2 separate regions of the Homo sapiens genome follow, and region 2 is linked to region 1. Evidence: chromatin contacts called from ENCODE Hi-C data. All regions are on one chromosome and are shown on one strand. Each heading gives the region's core, a stretch centred on a gene start or an enhancer-like site at or near the end of the contact. The rest is flanking DNA. Distances are from core to core; before and after follow the strand shown. Region 1 holds the start of TMEM141 (transmembrane protein 141). Region 2 holds the start of DNLZ (DNL-type zinc finger).

What was found. Hi-C counts contacts between places; a loop is a spot of excess contacts on that map. Pooled maps may share reads with other maps.
Region 2: a loop to region 1 is called in a map of naive thymus-derived CD4-positive, alpha-beta T cell, with 30 times the contacts of the local background. The contact joins the promoter of DNLZ here to the promoter of TMEM141 in region 1. A Hi-C loop is called at or near these places in 2 of 168 maps with a recorded cell type or tissue (both naive thymus-derived CD4-positive, alpha-beta T cell), 5 of 37 single-sample maps with no recorded cell type and 16 of 50 pooled maps.

The regions. Positions count from the first base shown.
Region 1 is chr9:136,788,225-136,794,216 of GRCh38, forward strand. TMEM141 (transmembrane protein 141) reads left to right here and starts at 3,120. Exons shown (of 5, transcript NM_032928.4): 1 at 3,120-3,200; 2 at 3,487-3,553; 3 at 3,723-3,806; 4 at 4,027-4,134; 5 at 4,595-5,093. The coding sequence starts at 3,147. The coding sequence ends at 4,608. RefSeq lists a silencer at 2,507-3,546.
Region 2 is chr9:136,361,007-136,366,998 of GRCh38, forward strand. It overlaps DNLZ (DNL-type zinc finger), which reads right to left and starts at 2,738. Exons shown (of 3, transcript NM_001080849.3): 1 at 2,481-2,738; 2 at 1,983-2,122; 3 at 1-1,174. The coding sequence starts at 2,708. The coding sequence ends at 1,006. CARD9 (caspase recruitment domain family member 9) reads right to left here. Exons shown (of 13, transcript NM_052813.5): 10 at 5,794-5,839; 11 at 4,135-4,211; 12 at 3,477-3,553; 13 at 2,950-3,395. The coding sequence ends at 3,296. LOC124902309 (a long non-coding RNA gene) reads left to right here and starts at 2,363. Exons shown (of 2, transcript XR_007061863.1): 1 at 2,363-2,446. RefSeq lists silencers at 2,094-2,373, 2,474-2,973, 3,004-3,103 and enhancers at 3,315-4,205, 4,206-5,095.

The DNA.
Region 1 (5,992 bases), core at 1,870-4,369:
AATTGATTGTAGTCAACATTTTGCGCTGACCGAGGCATTACAGACTCTGCTACATATTTACAATGTGAACTTTCCGTTCCTTTCTCGAATTCTGTCCCTGCCTCTTCTTCACAATCTATTACACAGCTTTCAGGGGCATCAGAAACTGAAACGCTATCTTCTCCTGTTTGAAATGATTCTAAAGCTGCTTTAATAATGGCCCAATCATTCCATACTGTAAGTGGGATGATTTTACCTTCCCTATTTGCTTGCTTTAATTCTTTGCCAATTTTTTCCCAATCTTTTAGATCTAAAGTTCCTTGTTTTGGAAACCATGGGCAGAATTGTTCTATTGTTTGAAATAGTGTAATTAGATTTTCTGTAGAGGCTCTAACTCCCCCTCTTCTTAAAAAAATTTTAATGAAGCTGAGATAAGAGGCATATTTACTTTCAGTTTGTCCCATTGTTACCCTGGGTTCCTCCGAGTGCACAAGCTTACCGCGAAGCTGACCACGGACGTACTCGTTTTGTCCTAAACTATCACACCATAGCGTATCTTCACCTTACAGAACGGAACCCACGATGGGTGCCAGATGAAGGGGGCCTGCCCCTCCACACCTGTGGGTATTTCTCACAAGGTGGAGACGAGAGACTGAGAAAAGGAAATAAGACACAAAGTATAAAGGAAGAAAAGTGGGCCCAGGGGACCGGCGCTCAGCAAGTGCGGACCCACGCCAGCACTGGTCTCTGAGTTTCCTCAGTATTTATTGATCACTAGCTCTACTATCTCGGCGACGGGGATGTGGCAGGACTATAGGGTAATGGTGGGGAGAAGGTCAGCAGGAAAACATGAGCAAAGGACTCTGTGTCATAAATAAGTTTAAGGAAAGGTGCTGTGCCTGGATGTGCACGTAGGCCAGGTTTATGTTTGACTTTACACAAACATCTCAGTGCAGTAAAGAGCAGTATTGCCGCCAGCATGTCTCACCTCCAGCCACAGGGCGGTTTTCTCTTATCTCAGTAAATAGAATGTACGGTTGGGTTTTACACCAAGACATTCCATTCCCAGGGACGAGCAGGAGACAGATGCCTTCCTCTTATCTCAACTGCAAAGAGGCCTCCCTCTTTCACTAATCCTCCTCAGCACAGACCCTTTATGGTTGTCAGCCTGGGGGACGGTAAGGCCTTTCCCTTCCCACGAGGCCATATCTCAGGCTGTCTCAGTGGGGGGAAACCTGGACAATACGCAGGCTTTCTTGGGCAGAGGTCCCTGCGGCTTTCCGCAGTGCACTGTGTCCCTGGTTAATGGAGAATGGAGAATGGTGATGACTTTTACCAAGCGTACTGCCTGCAAACACATTGTTAACAAGGCACATCCTGCACGGCCCTAAATCCCCTAAACCTTGAGTCAATACAGCACATGTTCCTGTGAGCACAGGGTTGGGGCTAAGGTTACAGATTAACAGCATTTCAAAGCAGAATAATTTTTCTTAGTACAGATCAAAATGGAGTTTCTTATGTCTTCCTTTTTCTACACAGACACAGTAACAGTCTGATCTCTCTTTTCCCCACAAATGGCATTAAATTATTTCCATATATTATAGAGTAGGTCCTTCCACATTTTGAAGAGTAGCAAATCTAGCTTTTTTGTACAGACTTATAAATTATCTAAAGACTTCAGCCTTTTTTTTTTTTTTGAAACAGAGTCTCACTCTGTCGCCCAGGCTGGAGTGCAGTGGCACGATCTTGGCTCCCTGCAACCTCCACCTCCCAGGTTCAAGTGATTCTCCTGCCTCAGCCTCCCCAGTACCTGGGATTATAGGCACCTGCCACCACGCCCGGCTAATTTTTGTATTTTTAGTAGAGACGGGGTTTCACCATCTTGGCCAGGCTAGTATTTAACTCCTGACCTTGTGATCCACCTGCCTCGGCCTCCCAAGGTGCTGGGATTACAGGCGTAAGCCACCGCACCTGGCCAAGATTTCATCTTTTTACCTCATATTTCTTAGGAATTTAATGGTTATATGTTGTCTTTTTTCCCATGCCTTTTGGCTCAAGCAACACGTATATCAGTGTTGACTTTTTCTTTCTTTGATCTAGTTTAAAAAAAAAAACCACATAATAATTCTTTGAAGAAAGGAAGGGGTTAATTTTTTTCCCTAGCACTTTCTTGAAGATCAGGGACTTTATCGATGAAAAAGTAGTAAATAGTTATTTGTAACCTGTGTGAAGCAGCAGCCTGACTTGAAGTCCTCCGTTCTTGCTAATGGTTACACCAGTGAATACTAGTGGAATTGTTTGGGCTGATTTTAGTTTCTCTTAATCAAAATTACTAGATGATAGAATTCAAGAACTTGTACATGTTATTACTTGGTGTATCGATAATTATTTGAAAGTAAAGACTCTTTGTCATGCAAAACAAAAGGAGTTTGAGGCTCAGCTACTAAGCTGCTGGTTACAGAACCACTTTGCTAAACAGTGATTTTATACATCCCCACTCCGTGGTGGCTTATGAGAAATTCAATCCCTGATTGTAGTCCTCAAGCAAAATAACACTGACAATCATCAGGCCTCTGCAAGTGTGGGAATGAGGCCCGGCCGGGGGGAGGAGCGCACGCTCTCAGCCACGCCCCGCCCGGTGCCCGCCTTCGCCCCGCCCAGTCGTCGCCGGAGGTCACAGGGCCCAAGCTCCTAGAGGCGTGGCCAGGCCCCAGGCCCCACCCCTCTCCCCTGCGCTCTAGCAGGCTCGATCCATGCTCCGCCCCCAATCCAAGGCCCTGGCCCCTCCGCCTGCACCCGGCAGGACCCGCCTCTTAGAACCCGACACCTCCGCCTGCGCAGGCCCGCTCCCCGGTCCTGTCTCTCAGGCCCCGCCCCCAGGTCGCGTCTCCAAAGTCCCGTCTCTCAGGCCCCGCCCCCAGATCACGTCTCCCAGGTCCCGCCCCCTCCGCCTGCTGCCGCGCGGACCCGCCCTCAGGCGCCGTCTCCTAGGCCCCGCCCCCTCCGCCTGTTCCAGCGCGGGCCGGTCCCTAGGCCTCGCCCCCAGATCCGGGCCCTGCCCCTCCGTCCGTAACTGCGCAGGCCTGTCCTCTGGGCCACACCCCCAGGTTCCCGTCCCGCCCTTCCGCCTGCGCCTGCGCAGGCCCGCTCCCCGAGCCCTGCCAACCATGGTGAACTTGGGTCTGTCCCGGGTGGACGACGCCGTGGCTGCCAAGCACCCGGTGAGAAGGCCGGTCTGGGACGCGGGCCTCAAACCCCAGAAGCTGACCTGAGCGAGGCGGGGGGCCGGGGCGTGGGGGTGCCCTCGTCAGGGAAGAGTGGCGGAGGCTGGGGGCACTCTCTTGCTAAGGGGCTCAGGGCGTCCGGGTGGGCATAGGGGAGGTGGGACGTGTCCAAGCGCCCAGGGTCTCACTCCTCCACAGCCAGGGTGTGCCCAGAGGAGGGACAGGAGAGGCGGTGAAGGAAGAGGGCAGGGGATCGAGCCTTCACCCGCCTCTGCCACCCCAGGGACTCGGGGAGTATGCCGCATGCCAGTCACACGCCTTCATGAAGGGCGTTTTCACCTTCGTCACAGGTAGGCTGCGTCCAGGTGTCCTGCGGCTGGGAGAGAACGCACCCTCCCGCCCTGCCCTGACTCCCCAGCAGGGGGCGCCAAGTCACCTGCCCGCAGGTGCTGGGGGCCTGGCAAGGTGGGCCCTGGCTATCCCCGGGTACAGGTTGATGGGGACCTCGGCTCTTTGCAGGCACCGGCATGGCCTTTGGCTTGCAGATGTTCATTCAGAGGAAGTTTCCATACCCTTTGCAGTGGAGCCTCCTAGTGGCCGTGGGTGGGTACTCCAGGGCCCCTGCCTGGGCTCTTTGAGGGGTGGGTTTCTGCTAGGGTTGGGGCTGTGGTTCTGCGTCCCTGACTCTGACATGGAGCCCCAGGTCTCGGCGGGAGCCCCACCTGAGCCCACCCACCACGTCTGTCAGGAAGTAGCCTGTGCCCGGTTCTCTTAGCCTGGGAAGCACAGAGGCCCCAGCCCTCTTCCATTTCCTGCTCCACAGTTGCAGGCTCTGTGGTCAGCTACGGGGTGACGAGAGTGGAGTCGGAGAAATGCAACAACCTCTGGCTCTTCCTGGAGACCGGGCAGCTCCCCAAAGACAGGAGCACAGGTGAGAGAGCCTGGGGGTTAGCGAGAAGTGAATGCCACCTCTCCAGCACCCAGAGTTTTGGGCAGCCAAGCCTGGGTGCACCATGCGATAGGCTAGACAAGGTCCCTCCCTCTGGCCCGGCCTCCTCAGCATGTGACTGCCAGATGGGTTGGAGCTGGGGGTGGGCGCAGTAGACAGATCTTGGAGAGCTCCCTTTGAGGAGAAAGAACCAAGAGGGGCTGGGGTGCCCCTGAGATTGAGAGGAAGGGTGCAGAGTGAAGGGTGTGGCAAGGCCACAGCAGCCACGTGGGCACCCGAGAGGAGTGAGGCTGGACTGAGAAGCCCCGCATTGGACCCAGGCCTGGCCTCCACTGCCCGTTGTCCTTGTTACGGAACCCAGTTTCTGCCATGATAAAATGGGCACAGGGATGCCCAGCCACGATGGATGTGGTTCGAGCTTGTCTCTCTTTGCCTTTTACAGATCAGAGAAGCTAGGAGAGCTCCAGCAGGGGCACAGAGGATTGGGGGCAGGAGGAGTCTGGAACACAGCCTTCATGCCCCCTGACCCCAGGCCGACCCTCCCCACACCCTAGGGTACCCCAGTCGTATCCTCTGTCCGCATGTGTGGCCAGGCCTGACAAACACCTGCAGATGGCTGCTGCCCCAACCTGGGACCTGCCCAGGAGGTTGGAGCAGAAAGGGCTCTCCCTGGGGTGGTGTTTCTCCTCTAGGGTATTGGGATGCATGTTCTGCACTGCCAGCAGAGAGGGTGTGTCTGGGGGCCACCACCTATGGGACACGGGGTCGAAGGGGCCTGTACACTCTGTCATTTCCTTTCTAGCCCCTGCATCTCCAACAAGTCCAAGGTGACAGCTGGTGCTAGGGGCGTGGGGTTAATAAATGGCTTATCCTTCTCTCCACCCAAGTTTCCACCTGACCAGGTGAAAAACAAATCAGAAGGGTAAGATGATGACAGGTCACATGAAACCTTTATTACCCTACAGTTGATATATGAGGATCACATGCAAGTTACATACTGAGGATGTACAGGGAAGTTCCCAGCGCTGAACCCCAGAATTAGACGTTCGCATCAGCCCCGTAGGCCACGTGACACCACCACAGCCTCTCTGTATGGGGGTCTGCCTCTGTAGCACTTGGCATGTAGGGGCAGAGCAAAAGGGGCCAGGCTGGCCAGAGCCTGGCTGCTGGGAGAGGAGGGACTTGTGGGCCACGCCCACCTGCCTATCATTCCCCACTCATCTATTAGCCAAAGTCACTCCCCAGAGGCAGAGCTAGCCCGTTGTAGCCGTGTCTGTGTGGAGGGAAAGCTTCTGAGTGGGCAAGCCTACACACAGCCCCGAGCCCCAAGAGGAGGAAGAGGTGGAGACCAGACGGAACCTCCACAAGTCCATCATGGTTACAGCTGGCTTCCCCGCAGCACCGAAGACCCACAGCATGGGCCCTGCTGCCCCCGACCCAGCTCAGCTGCCACGCCTCACCTTGCCAGGCACTGGAAAGAAAGTTTATTGAGTACCTACTGGGCCTTCAGAGTGACAGGAAGCTCAAGTTGACAGTGGCTTCAGCAAGATGGAGCTTTATTTTTCTGTTTTTTGTGGTGTTGTCGTCGTTGTTTGGAGACAGAGTCTCGCTCTGTCACCCAGGCTGGAGGGCAATGGCGTGATGTCGGCTCACTGCAACTTCCACCTCACCAGTTCAAGCCATTCTCCTGCCTCAGCCTCCCAAGTAGCTGGGATTATAGGCACCCACCACCACGCCTGGCTAATATTTATTTATTTATTTATTTTGAGATGGAGTTTCACTCTTGTTGCCCAGGCTGGAGTGCAGTGGTGCAGTCTCAGCTCGCCACAACCTCTGCTGC
Region 2 (5,992 bases), core at 1,488-3,987, 430 kb before region 1:
TGGCACAGAAGGCTCTGGGTGGGAATAATAGAGGGTTGTTGGCTGAAAGAAGGACAGGGGGTAATCGAGGCAAAGCCCACGCCACAAGCACACTGGGAACGATGCCGCCGCGCCCCGGCCTCCCACGGGCCGGATGTGAGCTGGCAGTCCTGGCCGTGTCCCGCTGGGAGGGGCCGCACTGGGTCCCTGTCGTGCTCAGTCCTGCCTCCACCTCCCACCTCGCCCCATTCTCTTCCCTGCCGGAGTGTGGCGGGTGATGAATGCTGAAGGTTACGCTGCCCAGAACGCTTCTGCAAATAAACAGGCTGCTGTGTTTGCTCGCTTTCATAAACACGGGAACATCCTGCGCACAGACAAGGCTGGGAGACAAACCCCACACACCTCGGAGGGCCCTGGGGACGTCCAGAGCGCTGTCCACCGAGGGAAGGAGGCCCAGGTGGCTCCCCCGGGAGGGGTCTGGAGCTCCTAACACACGGCCACGCCATAGCTGCTCGTCCTGCCTGGGCCAGCAGGCAGCCTGGTTTGCTCACTGTTTCGCCGACGGCCGGCGGCCGAGGACCAGGGCTCAGGTCTGCACTGGCTCACGGAAGGGAGGCCGCCAGAGCTGGCCAGGGGGGCGGCAAGGGCCTTGCAGAGGAAGGCTGAGGCTCACAGGGGTGGTGACCTGCTCAAAGTCACGCAGCGACAGCCAGGAAGGGCTCTGACGCCACATCCAGCCCCCTTTCCACGCGACTGTGGCCTCTGTGGGCAAGAGCTGGGTGACTCTGTGTAGAAGGAACTGTGGTGAGGCGAGAGGTCCTGCGGCTCCTATGTCCCACCCAGCAGCACCAGGGATTCAGAGCAATCGTTCTAACTCCAGAAAAAGAAAGGCCACGAGGGCCACAGGCCCCAGCATCTGGAAGTAATGTCTGTTTATTGATAGAAAACAGGCCACGTCCAGAGAGGCCCAGGGCCAAAACCTCCTTCTGGAAGGCCGAAGTCCCACAGTGCCGGGGAGCGCAGGAGTCAGCTCGGCTCCGTCTTGCCAGGGCTGGGGGGACCCTCATCCTCACCCGCTTCCGGAGCTGCAGTGGATGTGGGGGCCCCTGCAGCCTCCAGAACCAGTTCCAGGGCCCCCTCGCCCGCCACACGGTGCACCTGCTCGCCTCTGGCCGTCAGGATCTCTTCGATATTTCTGGGGGGCAGGGAGGCAACATGGCTCTTCAGGGCCCCCCAGCCGCCCTGCACTTCAGTCCCCTCAGGGCGCCCCATGGCCAGGCCAGAGCTGCAAGCACCAGGCCCAGCACTCCTGTGGCATCAGGCCACACGGGCACTTCAGACGCTGGCCTGTGTGCCCTCACCAGCCCTGTGTCTCTGCCGGTATGCGCCGCCTCAGGAACCCAGTCTCCTGCTCCTGCCCCCTATGTGCCAGAGGGAAGAATCTGCAGCCCCGGGTCTGATGGGAGGACAGTCCCAGCTCCAAGGGCCAGGTACCACCAAGCACCTGGCATGCTGGTCTCAGACCTGCTGTCGCTGTTACTGTCCTGCCCAGGACCTCCCGGCCAGGCAAGGCCCGGACCAGGCTCCCGGCACCACCTCCACTGCTCTCCCAGCAGCCAGGGCCCAGGCCACACCTCCTGGTCCACACCCCAAGCCTTGCTGTGGGCCAGCCACCCCAAGATGGCAGAGGGCAAAAAAGTTCCACGCTAGAGAGGGACAAGGCTGCCAGTGATGGCAGAGGGCAGGCAGAGGCAGGGAGGCAGGGCCACAGGGCTGGCAAAATTTAACAAATAAAAACGCACCCCCTACTTGGGGCATACTTAAACTCAAAAGCTATCTGGGCTTTATAGGAAATTCTCATTTAACTGTGTGTCTTGTATTGATAAGGTGGCTGGATTTCCCAGGTGAGATCTATAAACCTCAACACTAGGGCAAGGTTCCCCCAGGGAGGCCAGGGTACTTCTGGGTGGCCTTCTGGCCCAGCCCTGGGGTACAGGCCTCACCTCTTCCCATTCAGGTCCGAGAACCAGCCCAGGTTGTCAGCGATGATATGGTGGTTCTGGCAGCCGGGGCAGGTCACAATGACCACGCCTTGGTGATAGGCCAGCTTGGAGATGCGCTTGGAGGACCTAGTCCCGCAGACCTGGCTGGGACAGGGTAGCTGGTGAGGCTGTGAGGGCCGCCACGCCCCTCCCGGGAAGACCCGCCCCTCTAGGGGTAGCTCCAGCCACCTCACCCTCTCCAGAGAAGGCCCCGCCCCCGAGGGATAGCTCCACCCACCCCCAACCTCGCCCTCTCCCGGGAAGGCCCCGCCCCAGGGACGGCTCCACCCCTCCTCATGGTCCGCCTCCGCTCCCTCCCAGAAGCCCCAAGGGGTGGCTCCACTCCTTCCTGTGACTTGACCACGCCGCCTCCCGGATCCCCGGCGGGCCGCTTCTCCCCGCAGGCCGTGTAGCGTCAGATACGGGTCTGTCCCCGGTTCCGTCCCGCCGCGCGCCTACCTTGCAGGTGTAGACGAGCTGGTAGTGCGCCGCCTCCACGCGCCCCAGAGCCGCCGCGGGCCCCGGCCCCTGCTCGGAGCTTGAGCGCCGCCAGCCCCAGGCCCAGGCCCGCCGCCTCCCCGCGACCTCTGGACGGGCCCCGCGGCCCCACAGCCGCCTCAGGCAGGGCGCCCGGGGCTGCACGCGACTCAGCAACCTCGGCGCGCCGCGCAGCGCAGTCCGCAGCATCCCGCTCGCCGGCTCCGTCCGCCCTGCCCCGGCCCCGCCCCGCCGCCATCTTGGAAGTGGGCGCCGGGCGGAAGCGGCGTTCTTGGGCTTCCGTCTTCCGGGTCGGGGGCGCGCTGCGCTATGCCGCCCCCTGGCGGCCTGAGGGGGCCCTGCGTCCACGTGCAGCTCGCACCCCGAGGACACCGCGGGCCGCAGCGAGGAGGGACGGCCGCGGGGCTGCGCGCGAGTGTCCGAGCGGGAATGCGGGTCACCCGTGCTGTTTATTTACGCAGCTGTGTTTTCTAACACTAATACAATGCATGCATGTATTGTGTGTTACATGGTGAAACAGAACAGATCCTGAAGTTACACAGATGGCGTGTGCATGGGGGTGGTGAGCACCCGCATGGCCTCCGCAAAATGAGTGCCGCTTAACAAACGGCCCCAATGCCCGGCAGTCCGGCTGGGCCTTTCAGGGCACCAGATTCCTCGTTCCAGGCCAAGTCAGCGACGGCTCGGGGAAGTCTGCGCCCCAGGGCGTCGGCACCCCCGGGTGGCAGGAGGCCGGGCCGGTGGGTGTGCCCTGGTCGGGGCCTGCGCTGCTGCGGCTAGGAGCCCTCAGTGTCGGTGTTGTCGCTGCCCGTGGTGTTCTCCCGGTCCTCCTCCCCCTGCCGCCATCCTTTCTGCATCTTCCTGAGGGCGCGCTTCCTGTGAAGACAGGTGTCTCAGGCGCGACCCGGCTGCCGCTCCCCAGCCCGTTTTGGAGAAGCCTGGGGGCCGCCCGCCTACCTGCGGTAGTTCTCAAAACTCTCTTTGAGGCGCCGCCGCTCCTTCTCGGGCGGCTCCCCGCTGCTCAGGCCTGCGTCCTGGAGAAGGGGGAAGGCTCGGGCTCCGGCCGGCTCCCCTGAGGGAACCCGTCCTTCTCACCCGCCCCCCACTGGCCCCTGTAACTGCAGACTGGTTGGGAGGCGAGGAGCCCAGACAGCCTCAGCTCAGCGCCAAGCTCTCCCTGTGGGACCTGCCTGTACCCCTGGAGGTGAGCCGGTGTGGGTAGCCTGCATTTCAGATGCCAAGACACACCCAGGAGGCCAAGCCACGGCTCCAGCCTGGGGTCCGGGCCATTGTTTCTACAACAAAGCCCGAGGTGGTGCTTGCTCTCAGGACTCCTGTGTTCACCTCCTCATCCACTGTAAAGGCCCTCGGAAAACCAGGACCAGGCACATCCACGTCCAAAAAGCCCCCCAAGCTGCTGCAGTGCCCAAGAAAGGGGGATCCACTTCGCAGCCCAGACACCGCACCCCGAGCACTGTGGGCAGAGACCTTGTGGTCACTCCTCAGCTGTCGTCGGGGCCACCGCAGGGGGTGCCCAGGGCAGGGAGCCACTCTCCCTGTGATCGGTCACCCTGAGGCCCACGGCTGGGAGGACCCCACCCCGGGGAAGCCTTACATGGGGGTTCCGCAAAACCTGCTCCTGGTGCAGAGCTGCAAAGGGCTGTTTCGGGCTCCCCCCGCCGGCAAGGCAGCCTGGAAAGGAGAGTCGTGCCTGTGGGACCTGCCCATCTGCTGGGCCACGTATAGCACGGCTGCCCCACCCCTCCCCGGCATTGCAGTGGGGCTGTCTTCCAAGGCCTGGTGGGATCCCCACATGGGTCCAGTGTAGACTCTGCTTTCTGTAGATGAGACTGAGGCCTTATGGCCTCGCTTGCCTGTTCATTGCTCCAGGAGGCCGCCAGATGCCAGCCCAGGCCCAACGCTCCCGCCAGTGACCATCCCTCCCCCGAGCTGGCTGCCTGCCAGGGAGGAACGCCTCCCAGACCTCGGGGGAACTTAAACCCTGGGCCTGAGCAGCACCGTCCCCCATCACTCCAAAGCATCTGTGGGCATGGCGGCCCTGGGGAGAGAGTTGGGGACAGCTACAGTGGCTGTCTGGGTCCTCCTGAAGTGGGGGCAGGGGTACTGCAGCAATTGGGAGAGAACCTTCAGGCGGCTGGACCCCCTCAGAAACCGCCAGGACCTGGGCAGACCAGGGATCAGGACCCTTGGGCAGAAACCACGCACGTCCAGTCTCAGCCCCACTGCGGTGAGGGCCAGGCCAGGGCTGTCCTGGCCATTGGCAGCCCCTTAGAGCCAGCCCCTCCCCTGCTCACCCTCCAACCTTCACACCTGCCCCTGCTCCTGCCACAGCCACCCAGGGGGATGGGGGCAGTGCCTGAGCCGGACTCCTGGGTCCTGCTCGCCTCTGTGCCTACATGGGGGCTTGGCATCCCCATGTTCAAGTGTTCTGAGCTGCAGCCAAAGGCGCTGGTCTTCACTTCCCCGTCTGCGGCTCCTCCTTCCCCTTCCGCCTCTGCTTGGAGGCCACGGCCTGGTACTCAGGAAGCTTGTCCAACTCCGGTGCAGCCTCCCAGGACCCCTCTGCTGGGCCCTCCCCAACCCCTACCTGACAGCACCTTCAGTGCAAACACCTACCTCATCACCACTGCCCACTCCTGGACACTCGGGAGCTGCTCCCAGCTAGCCACCCAGTCCTTCCCCCAGACAGGCAGAGGGGGCCTGCCCTGCCCGCTAGAAGCCCCTGCCACTGCCTTACCCCCACTGCACCGGGACACAGCAGGCCCTTGGCCACCCCTGCATTCAGCCCTTTCCCTCAAGCCACGTGGGGCCCCATCTCGCCCCATCTTCTAGCTTCATGCACCTGGTCGTTCGCTCGTTACCACCTCCCTCTGTCCAGGAGGAAGCTTGGAGCAGCCAGGACTGGGCCTGCTCACCTCTGCACCCCGTGGGGGCTGCCCAGAGGGGCCCCACACTCTCAGGACGGTGGGCCTGCTCACCTCTGCAGCCCATGGGGGCTGCCCAGACCCCCACACTCTCCACCCCAGGGGACACTTGTCCCACTAGCTGGGGCCCTGGGTTCCAGCTGGGCTCTGTAGTTTGTTCTCTAGGTGACCTTGACCATTTTACTTATCCCCAGCCCCAGTTTCCCTGTCTGTGGAGTGGGGGTTGTGGGGGTTGACACAGGCATTGCGGCACGGGCTGCCTGTGCTGAAGATGGGCCTCACTTGGGGAAGCTGGGAGGCCTCTGGGTGTACTGCTGTCCCCACCTCACCTTTGTCTGAGAGCTGGGTGTCCTCCAGGTCCTGGGGGAGTGAGAGCTTCCAAAGAGAGTCAAGATGTCCCATTAGGCCACTTCGCCAAGGACTGGACCCGGCCACACTGCCCACCCCAGCCCTTGGCCCTCAGCTGGGTGCAGCCATTGCCGTCACCCCCTGCACAGAGCTTCTCAGAGACTCAGGTGCCCAGCAGAC